Regions from separate parts of the Mus musculus genome. Here region 2 is linked to region 1. A link is a loop called in an ENCODE intact Hi-C map of the cell type or tissue named here. Cell type or tissue: left cerebral cortex. All regions are shown on one strand. Links, peaks and the distances in the headings refer to the core of each region. The heading gives the core; the rest is flanking DNA. Region 1 holds the start of Knl1 (kinetochore scaffold 1). Region 2 holds the start of Rmdn3 (regulator of microtubule dynamics 3).

Evidence for each region. Hi-C counts contacts between places; a loop is a spot of excess contacts. Peaks named below come from ENCODE experiments on the same cell type or tissue, not always from the same donor. Only the 100,000 strongest peaks of a DNase experiment are listed, where the experiment ranks them.
Region 2: it touches region 1 in a loop (2.2-fold over the local background); 2 of 42 quality-filtered maps call a loop at or near these places.

What each region holds. Positions count from the first base shown.
Region 1 is chr2:119,044,840-119,050,219 of GRCm38, forward strand. Knl1 (kinetochore scaffold 1) reads left to right here and starts at 2,280. Exons shown (of 24, transcript NM_029617.3): 1 at 2,280-2,384. It overlaps n-TSgct7 (a tRNA gene), which reads right to left and starts at 1,992; the gene lies at 1,911-1,992. In left cerebral cortex, for the core only: a CTCF peak has its summit at 2,344; DNase peaks (open chromatin) are centred at 2,000 and 2,261; H3K4me3 peaks cover 1,568 bases; H3K27ac peaks cover 905 bases.
Region 2 is chr2:119,154,823-119,160,202 of GRCm38, forward strand. It overlaps Rmdn3 (regulator of microtubule dynamics 3), which reads right to left and starts at 2,212. Exons shown (of 13, transcript NM_001033136.3): 1 at 2,085-2,212; 2 at 1,536-1,729. The coding sequence starts at 1,722. In left cerebral cortex, for the core only: a CTCF peak has its summit at 2,481; a DNase peak (open chromatin) is centred at 2,193; H3K4me3 peaks cover 1,801 bases; H3K27ac peaks cover 950 bases.

The sequences.
Region 1 (5,380 bases), core at 212-5,211:
CAGGCTAGCCTTGGAGCTCAGCAATCTGCCTACTGCTGCCTCCTGAGTGCCAAGATTAAAGGCTTGTGTCACTACCCAGTTTGGATCAAATTTCTGACACACAAAATTTGACAGACACTCTCAAACCATAGGAATTCTAAAGCAGTCAGAGTAATATAAAATACACGATTTCAATCAGAGGCAAAGTCACAGGCAATATCACTGAAGCTCATTGCCTTATTTAAAAGTGTTTTTGATGAGAGATTATGAAAATGATTGTCGCTGCCCACTCTTCACCCACAAAAAATTGGCTACTAAATTGTCTGCAAGGCCCCTGAAGGGATGTATGTCCCACCAGGACAGAAAACGGACAGTAAGACATGGCTGAAGAGAACTGGCCAAAAGTGCCCAGACTGTGAAGGTAGCAACATTCCCAAGGGATTTGGACCTAAAATGGAGGAACCAGGAGAGAGGCGTCTGACTGCCTTCCAATCATCAGTGCCACAAATCTTGCTGAAGCACCTGCCCCTGGTGCTGGGCTCTTGAACACTGAGCATGCCCAGTGAGAGGAATGTAAAATCACCACTCCAGGGGATCATTAAGAACTCTTCATGATCTGGTACCATACAGGATGAGGGTTAAACATCATGGAGTCAATAGATGTGGGTTACACTGTCCTGTCTGCAACTTAGAAGCTGTATAGCCTTGGACAAATTAATCTTTCAGTGTAAAACAACAATAATAGAATATGAAGACATCTATCATGATCACAGGGTTCTGCAGAGTCGGAGACACATAATCCATGTAAAATGTATGTTGCTTTTAGTTATGTAAAAAACATTAAGGGTTTTTAAGTGTGAGTTGAATGAATTTGTCTGATGATGTTACAGGAGGAAAATCTCTGTTCTTTTTTCTATTCCTAATCCTTTGGTTAAATCCAGAAGATTCAGCTTTTTGTCTTTTGAAAAGGTAGTCGTGTTCCTCTTCTTCAGTAGTTTCTGGATCATAGCAAGATTTCAAATGTCATGGGCATTTTTGTTTGTTTGTTTGTTTTGTTTTTGGGAGTTTTGTTTTGGGGTGGGGGTGGGGGGATTGAGACAGTGTTTCTGTGTAGCCCAGACTGTCCTGGAACTCATGCTGGAACTCACTCTGTAGACCAGGCTGGCTTCGAACTCAGAAATCCGCCTGCCTCTGCCTCCCAACTGCTGGGATTAAAGGTCTGCGCCACCACTGCCCTGCAAAGGGTTCACTTGGGTTACCCCCCCACCCCCACCCCCACCCCCACCCCTACCCCCACCCCCATGGGCACCTTTTTAATGTATACATTGAAAACAAATCCCATAGCTTGCTTAAGGGCTGGAAGAGGTGGCATTTGTAATGCAATATGGTACTTCACGATCAGGACAGGTATTAAACCCCCAAAATAGCGATTATGGGGGTATAGCTTTGTAATCCTAGCATTTGGGAAGGCGAGACAGGATGATTTTTAACCTGGAGGCTAGACTGCTACACAGTAAAACTGTGTCTCAAAATAACAAAAACAAAACAAAGCCCTCGGAGTAAGAGCTCATTAAAGACTGAAAGCATTCATCTCAGAGCTAGGACATTTCATGTTCCAGACCACCACTGAACATGTCCTGTTATTTTACTTTGTAAGAAATTAAATTCCTAGAAAAAAGTCTCTTTATCTGCTTTTTCTTCATCTGTGAGTCATAACATTCCAAAAGCAGCCTTTCAAATATCTCAATTCCTTCAGCTGATTTCAAATATCAAATTCCTTCAAATTACAATATCACCAACTAAAACACCTCGATGCTGAGACTAATTGTGTTAGATAGAACCTGATCGGAATTAAAACCCGAAGCAATATTTAATCACTTCCATCCTGTGGATTATAAATTCACATTACACTAATTAGCAAAAGACACTTTCGACGAGGATGGGATTCGAACCCATGCGTGCAGAGCACAATGGATTAGCAGTCCATCGCCTTAACCACTCGGCCACCTCGTCCCAGAAGCTAGTTTCTTCCTGGTAGCTATAGGGAGTAGACACAGAGCGCTGTGACGCAATACCATGGAAGTCGCCATTTTGTACGGAAGCCAACAGTGCGATTGTTTACTCTGCAAACACTCGAAAGAAGATGGCCGTTCTCAGAATAACAGAGACGAAGAAAATTCTGTAGAAAAGAAGAAAAACCCGAGGGAACTTAAGTCAGAGCAGAGGAGGACAGAGAAGTTTATGTCTTAGGGGCGGGGCCGGTCTGGAGCCGAAGGGGTGGGGTCTGCGCGGCGCGCAGCACTGAGCATGCGCATCACTAGGGCGGTTAGATTTGAATACTTCAGGGACGTTGAGAGGTGACGTCCGACTCCAAGGAGCGCGAGGACCCCAGACAAGTCAAGCAGGTGGTCGGTGGCGGGTCAGAATGCTCCTTTCCGTTCTGGGCTCCTGAGAGGGCTCGGGTTCTGTTTGAGTGCTGAAGGGCGGGCGCGGGTTGCTGAGGTCGCTCGGTCGTCGGGGCGATCTCGGAAAGGCCCTGCAGCCGACCGGACCGCGCGAGCGCCAACGGCCCGCTCTCCTTCTCCTGGAGCGCCGCGTTTCGCTTCTCCTTTCCCAAAGCCGCTCCATTCCCGGGGTCGTGTCGTCTGCGCGGTGCGCCGTGGGCCTCCGGGTTCGCCCCGCCCATCATCTTTGGTCAGGGCTCCGGGATCCGGTCCCACCGTCTCTCGCCAACTCCTTGTGGTATGTGTTTCTGACCGACGTTCCCTGCTTCCGTGGTCTGAAGGCGACGAGTGAACTTTAAATTGTAGGCTCCGTCCGAGCACAATAATAGAGTTTCGGGTTTCTGCAGGTCCAACATTAGTAAAGACAAATCGGTGTGTTAGATTACATAAATTTCCTTTCCCATCCAAAAGACTTTGGATTCCCTTTGGGAAGAAAAATATTGCCTACTGCAATTTTTAAAATGTACTAGACGTTGTAGTTTGATTTATGCTCATATATTTGAATGCCGAGTCAACTGAGAGTGGCACTGTTTGAAAGGATTAGGAGGAGGGGTGGCCTTGTTGGAGGAGATGTGTTAATGAGGGATGAGCTTTGAGGTTTCCAAAACTCTGCCTGCTGTTTGTGGACGTTCTTGGCTACTCCTTCAGCATTGTGTTTGCTCGCAGGTTCCCCATGATGACTGCTATATAAGTCTCTGAAACTGTAAGCAAGACCCCCAATTAACTGCTTCCTGCTATAAGAGTTGTGGCCATGGTGTCTCTTCACAGCAATAAAACTGTGACTAAGACAGAAGTTAACAGAGATAAAGCATGTGGCTAAAACCCAAAGCAGCAGTTTATTCTAGACACCAAGGTTGACCGTTAGTTTTCATTTCAGTTAAATTGGTTCCGTTGAGTCCCTTGTATGTCTCATAGGTTCATTGTCTTGTGCTAAAGTAGACTTCATGGGGATGGCATTTCATTGGTCAGATTGTTGGAGAGATGATTTATAAATATGGAAGGAAATATATCGTAAGGTATTTGGTCATTAAAGGTTAGGTTCAAGCAGTGTACTTCTTGACTATGTGAATGGCTGGAAACCTTTACAAGTTGATAGATGTAAATGGAGTAAAATGTTTGGGATGGTGATATAAATGATGTGTTTGATGCTGAGAATACGAGAAGGTACTGATTCTAGATACTGGATCGAACAAGCGTTTCCAATAGAATTTTCTGTGATAATAATATTCTATATCTGCACTGTCCAACATGGTATCTATTAGCAGTCATTTTTGGCGCACTTAAAATATGGTTATCAAAGAAATGTAGTATGATTACCAAAAACTTGAGTTTTAATTTGTTTCATCTTAATTTCATTGTATATAATCATTCAATTTGACAGCACAGGTCTAGAGTCTGTATCAGTGGAGTCTGAATCAGTGAAAATGTTTGTATATTTTGGTTGTATAAATTCAGGAATGGACAAAGAGCCAGATAGTATTTAGGCTCTGCTTGCTGTGGGTCAGTATGATGGTCTCTGCTACATGATGTTTTGGTGGTGATGTTTATTTTCTTCAGTTAAAAGAAAGTTCTCAAAGGTTGCTTTGGCCCACTGTTGGTCTGCAGACCCCTGGATTATTTAGACTGGTGGCTCAAACTTTTTGGTTCAAACAGTCCAAAAGAAATACTTAATATCCTCATTTTTATATAGCTTGGTTCAATAAATTTAATGAGTATGTCCTAACAACTTGGTAGCCATTTGGTAAGTGTAAGTTGAAGGAAAAGATAATAAACTTTTTTCTTAAGTAATCAAGTTACTAATTAAGTCCACTAGCTTTTATTCATACCAGTTGCCAAAGCTCTTACTTCACAATGATACGGTATTATTGATGGTAATGTAGATAGATAATATTTTGAATTAGTTCATGCAGTGCCTGATAGATTTCAAGAATGGCTGTTAAAAAAACTAGTAGTATCCAAAAACCTGTAAGTATATAAGTAAAAACCTGTAACTATATGCTATAAGTATACCCCTAAATGCCAAATGTAGTTTTCTAGACAATCAATAATTAGTATGAATGTGATCAAAAGCATTTTATAAGTACGGTTTATTACAGTGGTTTAGGGGCTTGACCTGTTTTGTTAAAGGTGTAACACATGGGTTATATAATAAAATACACATTTAATGAAATTAGAGACTTCCAGAAAGTTTTGAATCTCATTGGTTAAGTGGTAACTAGTTCACAAGTTGGAGAGGAATGGTTCTCAAAGACTTTGAAACAACAATGGTTTAGGTTACCTTGGGTTAATAGTTCCTAGTAGTTACCTGTTTTGAGTACAGAACTTAAAACTATTCCTGTAAAAGATAAGCTGAACTTGAAATGATTTCTATAGAGCAGTGGTTCTTCAGCCTTGCTAATGCTGTAACCTGTTAATACAATTCCTCAGGTTGTCGTGACCCTCGAACATAAAACTATTTTGTTGCAGCTGGGTGTGGTTGGCACACACCTTTAATCCCAGGATTTGGTAGGCAGAGGCAAGTTCTAGGCCAGCCTGGGCTATAGAACTAGCTCCAAGACAGTCAAGGCTACACAGGGAAGCCCTGTGCTGAAAAACAAAAACAAACAAAAGTTTGTTGCTACTTTATAACTAATTTTGCTACTGTTATGAGTTGTAATATAAATATGTAATATGCAGGGTATCTGATATGGGACCTTTGTGAAAGGGGTTTTTGGTTCCCAAAGAGGTCACAATCCACAGGTTGAGAATCACTTCTATAGAAGAGACAAATGTACTAGTTAATAGTTGTAAGTGCTGCATGTTTACTTGTGAAGGGGACTCATTCAGAAAATAGCCATTGAGCTCCTACCATTTAAAAGTACTGCTAGACCATAACAGGAAACTCAAGACACACCACT
Region 2 (5,380 bases), core at 194-5,193, 110 kb after region 1:
TAGAACACAGCAGGTAGTGTACAATGCCTGCAAGGGTGTGGTACCTACAAGGCAGGGCAGCTGCTCTGCTATAGTCAAAGAAAACCTTTGGCCAGGAGTGATAGCCTCAGAGGTGGTGGCAGGAGGGTAAGGAGTTTAAGACTAGCTTCAGCTAGACAGTATTCGAGGCTAACCTAAGCTATATGACCTAAGCCCTGTCTCAAAAATACAAAAAGGAAAAAAAAAGTCTCTGGCCTTATAGTGCTAAATACCAGGTAGTCAACACCAACTACCCAGTAAAACAAAAACTGGGTTTGTTCAAATCCTGATCTCTGAGTGAATAGTAACTGCCTCTCTTGAGGCCATAATTAATCTCATCAGAGCAGAGCAAAAAGAAAATGAACAGTCACCAAGAAAAGGTCCATGGAAAAAAACTGGCCAAGCTCCGTAAGAAAATAGTTACCAAGCTGAATCCTCTCACCCTGAACTGAGCGTGAATGAATTAGGAACTTGGTAGACATTTAAAGCAACTGGACTAGAATATACAATATGGAAGACGGCAGGCCCCATGGAGCAGACATGCATACATCCCTCGTTAGAGGAAATCTAGGCCAGCAGTGCCAGGGTACACCAAGGAAGATAACTAGAATGCGTAGGCTTTCTCCCATCCTCATGGGAGGCCAGACAACTGCTAAAACATAACAAATGAGCAAAGTACAAGTGAGGAGAAAGCCAGGTCACTGGCCCTGCCACGTTACCACTATGTTATCAGACGCTGACAGCTGCAACCTAGGGTGATAAGTGCGCAGACACTCTTGCAGAACTCACATTCCCAGTTAGCACTGAATCAGAAGATATATGAGTGCAGTGGTCACAGAAAACATTTCCAATCAGCACGGAACGAGGGGGGCTACACGAGCCTCTGTCACCCAAATAAGGGGAGCGATTCAAAGCCCCAGCTGCTCTGCTTAAATGACTTAACCTGAAGACTTTTTACAAAACGAAATCCATTTCATCTGTCACTGCTGGCTTTCAACCATTTGGCTTGAGTTGCATGAATGTGCTCTCAGCCTGTGCTGTGGAAAGTCCACTGGACCAGACGACTGGGTCCAGCTTTACCTCTTACTCTGTAACAACCTCGAGAAAGTTACACAATCCCTATGAATCTTTCTTCATAAAAGGGATTTTTCAAACTTGGATTACTCTCCAAACACGACTTCATATCTGGATACATATATTCACGCCACCAGAACTTTTAATTCCAATGAGATTATTTCTTTTTCCTTCTTTCAGACTCTTCCTCTGTCAAACACACCCCTCACCCAGCACTTCTCAAATGCCCTCCGTACACATTCATGGGCGCGACCAGAACTAAAAGTGAAAGCTACAGTCCTGCACCAAGCTTTCCTGGAATCGGAGGAAAGGGCACAGCTTTCCTTTTTGGTGAGTTTTTCCTAAAACTGTGAAACTCAGCCTTTCCACTGCCCCGCCATCCTGCTCTGCGAAAGACAGCCCGAGCCCCAGTGCCATCAGTAAGTTATGACCTGTGCTCTTACCCTGGCGTCCACGCTCTGAAGCCTGCGCATAGTCCAGGGAGTTGGGCAGACTGTGACTCCGGCCATGGCGCTGGGTCCGTTTCCATCGCTGGCTGTAAAGGACGCACAGGAATCCAAGGCCGGCGGCAGTACCAAGTAACAGTCCCAACCCGGCGCGGGAGCCGCCCAGGGCCCCCAGTCTAGACATAGTGTACCTGCAGCCCGCGTAAGAAACAGGAGCGAACCGAGAGAGAGTCATGAGGCCGGCCCTCCACCCCCGAGGCAGAACCCGTTAGCCACGGCCTCACCCAGGTCCGGCCGGACGGTGCCGCAGCCCCCGGCTCACCCAGGTCCAGCCCGCGGGTGCCGCAGCCCCCGGCGCAGACGGACGCCCTGCCAAGAGGCAGCAGCGCCGGTCCAACGCGCCCCTGCCCAGTGCAGTCCGGCTTCCGCGCCCCTGGCCTCCCAACACCCTGTACGTGACAACCTCGCAGCCGGCTGCACACTCTCGGCCTTCCGGCGCCCCCCGAAGCCACGCTGGGCCCGCAGGAGACCAACTCAGACCCTTACCCAGCCACCAGCCACCATGGCAGCAGCAGGCACCGCGCTTTCACTCTGTCAATGATTTTGACGTCCTTAATCCGCGCCACCTGCTCCGCGCACGGTGAGACGCGCGTGGAGATGACGCACGAGGCTCTGCCTCCCACCCGGGTTCTGTGGGCGGGGCTACATCGGCGAATGGACGCTGTGCGGTTACCGGGGCCGCGAAGGTGGGTTGGGCTGTCTAGTGTCCGAGCCTCTGGGTGGACTTTACCCGGTGCTACGGCCAGAATGTGCTCCGCAAATCTCACGCTGCTTATACCTGGAAGATGCCACCACCCCCACCTCTTCTTAACACTGGCTTTATTTTCAGCTGAGTCGTTTACCGATTTTTCCAGTCAAACCCCAAACAACAGCGCCACTGCTAGATGAAATTGGAGTAAGTTGTTGGTTATCGATAAGATGTCCCTACATCGCTGGGACTCCTACAAGTTTTCAAAAATCCTCTTCAAGCCAGGGCCCCTGGACCAGGAGGATCATTGCGAGTTCGAATCTAATCAGGACTGTATAGTCTACAGAGCAAGCTTCAGGACAGCCAGGGCTCCACAGAGAAACTGGGTCTGATACATACCATTTCTGCTATCTTTGCTTTGTATGTTGCTGCTTTATTAAGTCAGGGGATCACTATATAGCCCAGACTGGCAAGTGCTGTGCCACTGAACCACATCATCAAACTTTTTTTTTTTTATTTTGAGGAGGGGGGACTTTTAAATTTTGAGACCAGACCTCAAGTTGCTGAAGTTAGCTTTGAATTCGCTCTGTAGCACAGAGAGACCTCGATCTTGTGAGCCTTCTGAACCCCAACTCTGCCAAAAGCTGGGATATGGTCTTTGTCATAAAGCCAAGCTTTGGCGTCTCTGGCCTTCTGCTTTGGCCTTCCAAATTCAAGACTACAGATTTGTCTGCCTCCAAATGTATTCATATATAAATGAATATAATATAAAGTATCTCACCATTTTAAGATAGACACAGGTTTTAGAGGACTTAGATAATCCCACTGTCTCTTTTTTTTTCAAAGATTTATTTATTTATTTTATGTATATGAGTACACTCTAGATGTCTTCAGACAGCACCAGAAGAGGGGATCAAAATCCATCACAGATGGTTGTGGTGAGCCACCATGTGGTTGCTGGGTATTGAACTCAGGACATCTGGAAAAGCAGTCAGTGCTCTTAACCACTGAGCCATCTCTCCAGCCCTCCACTGTCTTTTTTGTTTCTTGGTTTGAGTTTTTGTTTTGGGTTGGTTGGTTTGTTTGTTGAGATGGGGTTTTTCTGTATGGTGCTGGCTGCTTTAGAACTAACTCTCTCTCTCTCTCTCTCTCTCTCTCTCTCTCTCTCTCTCTCTCTAAGATTTATTTATTTATTATATGTAAGTACACTGTAGCTGTCCTCAGCTACTCCAGAAGAGGGCATCAGATTTCATTATGGATGGTTGTGAGCCACCATGTGGTTGCTGGGATTTGAACTTGGGACCTTCGGAAGAGCAGGTGACGCTCTTAACCACTGAGCCATCTTGCCAGCCCCTAGAACTCTCTTTGTAGACCAGGAGGGTCTTGAACTCACAGCAATCCACCTGCCGCTGTCTTAAACATTTATTATTAAATGTTATTAAACATTTGTTTAATCCCAGCATTTGGGAGGCAGAGGCAGGCAGATTTCTGAGTTCAAGGCCAGCCTGGTCTACAGAGGGAATTCCAGGACAGCCAGGGCTATACAGAGAAACCCTGTCTCGATAAATAAATAAATAAATAAATAAATAACATTTATTAAATTATTAAATGTTATTAAACTGTTATTAAACATTTTGGAGCCAGGCTGGTAGTAGTGGCACATGTCTTTAATCCCAGCACTTAGAAGGCAGAGACAGGTGGATTTCTGAGTTCGAGGCCAGCCTGGTCTACAGAGTGAGTTCCAGGACAGCCAAAGCTATACAGAGAAACCCTGTCTCGAAAAAACAAAAACAAAAAAACAAAAACATTTTGTAGCCAAGCGGTAGTGGTGCCTGCCTTTAATTTCAACACTTGGGAAGCAGAGGCAGGAGGATTTCTAAGTTTGAGGCCATCCTGATTTATAGAGTGAGTTTCAGGACATCCGGGGCTACAAAGAGAGACCCTTTCTCAGCCCCTGCTCCCCAGCTTCCCCCCACCCCTGCAATCACAGTGTGGCTGCATGAACAGTAGATATGGCAAAGTGGGTAAAGTGCTTGCTATACAAAGCATGACGATGTATGTTAGATACAGGACCCATGTAAAAGCTGGACATGGTAGCATTGTCTGTGATCCCAGCTCTCCCACCAGCAGAAGGGATGTGGACACAGGAAACTCTCCAGGGCATCAACAGAGACCCAGCCTTGAACAAGATAGAAGGCAAGGGCAAAACACTAGGGTTCTCCTCTGACCTCCATACTCACAGGTTTCAGACACACAAACTAAGAACTAATATTTTAGTTAGCATAGAAAATAATAGGTTTTGCTGGGCAGTGGTAGTGCACGTCTTTAATCCCCCAGCACTTGGGAGGCAGAGGCAGGCAGATTTCTGAGTTTGAGGCCAGCCTGGTCTACAAAGTGAGTTTCAGGACAGCAAGGGCTAATAGAGAAACCCTGTCTCGAAGAGAAAAGAAAAAAAAAAAAAAAAAGAAGGACGAAAGAAAAAAAGAAAACGGGTTTCATTGTGAAATTTTTCAGAGAAACCCTGTCTCAAAAAAAAAACAAAAAAAAAAACAAAAAAAAAAAACCAGGGGGACCTTTGGGATAGCATTGAAAATGTAAATGAGGAAAATACCTAATTAAAACAAAAAACAAAAAAAAAAACCAACAACAACAAAGAAACAAAAAACAACATTGTGAAAATTTTGTGCATGTCTATAGTCATCCACAGTCATATTTTATTCACACTCTACCTGCCATTCTCCTCTTCTTATTCTTAAAATGACATATATTAATTTTATTGGGCAATGTAGTCATCCAGACCTAGAGTGAACCAGTCTGGTCTCCAGGTCACTCCAAGAGCCACTTCCCTGAGCACAGAGCAGCTCTGAGGAGTCCTGGGCTAACAGAGCTGATCTGGTGGGAGCCGCCAGGAGCCTGGGTCTCCTGGTCTCCTGGTCTCCCAGGTTCCCTTTAGGACTGAGGAGTTGGGCACTGTAATCTGACCCCAGTCTCCTGCCACAGACTTCTTGGGTGTGTTGCCTAAGAGTGGATGGAGATAGGGTGTCCAGAGCTGTAGTGCTGAACCCCATATTCTGTGGGCATAGCTTCCCTCTTC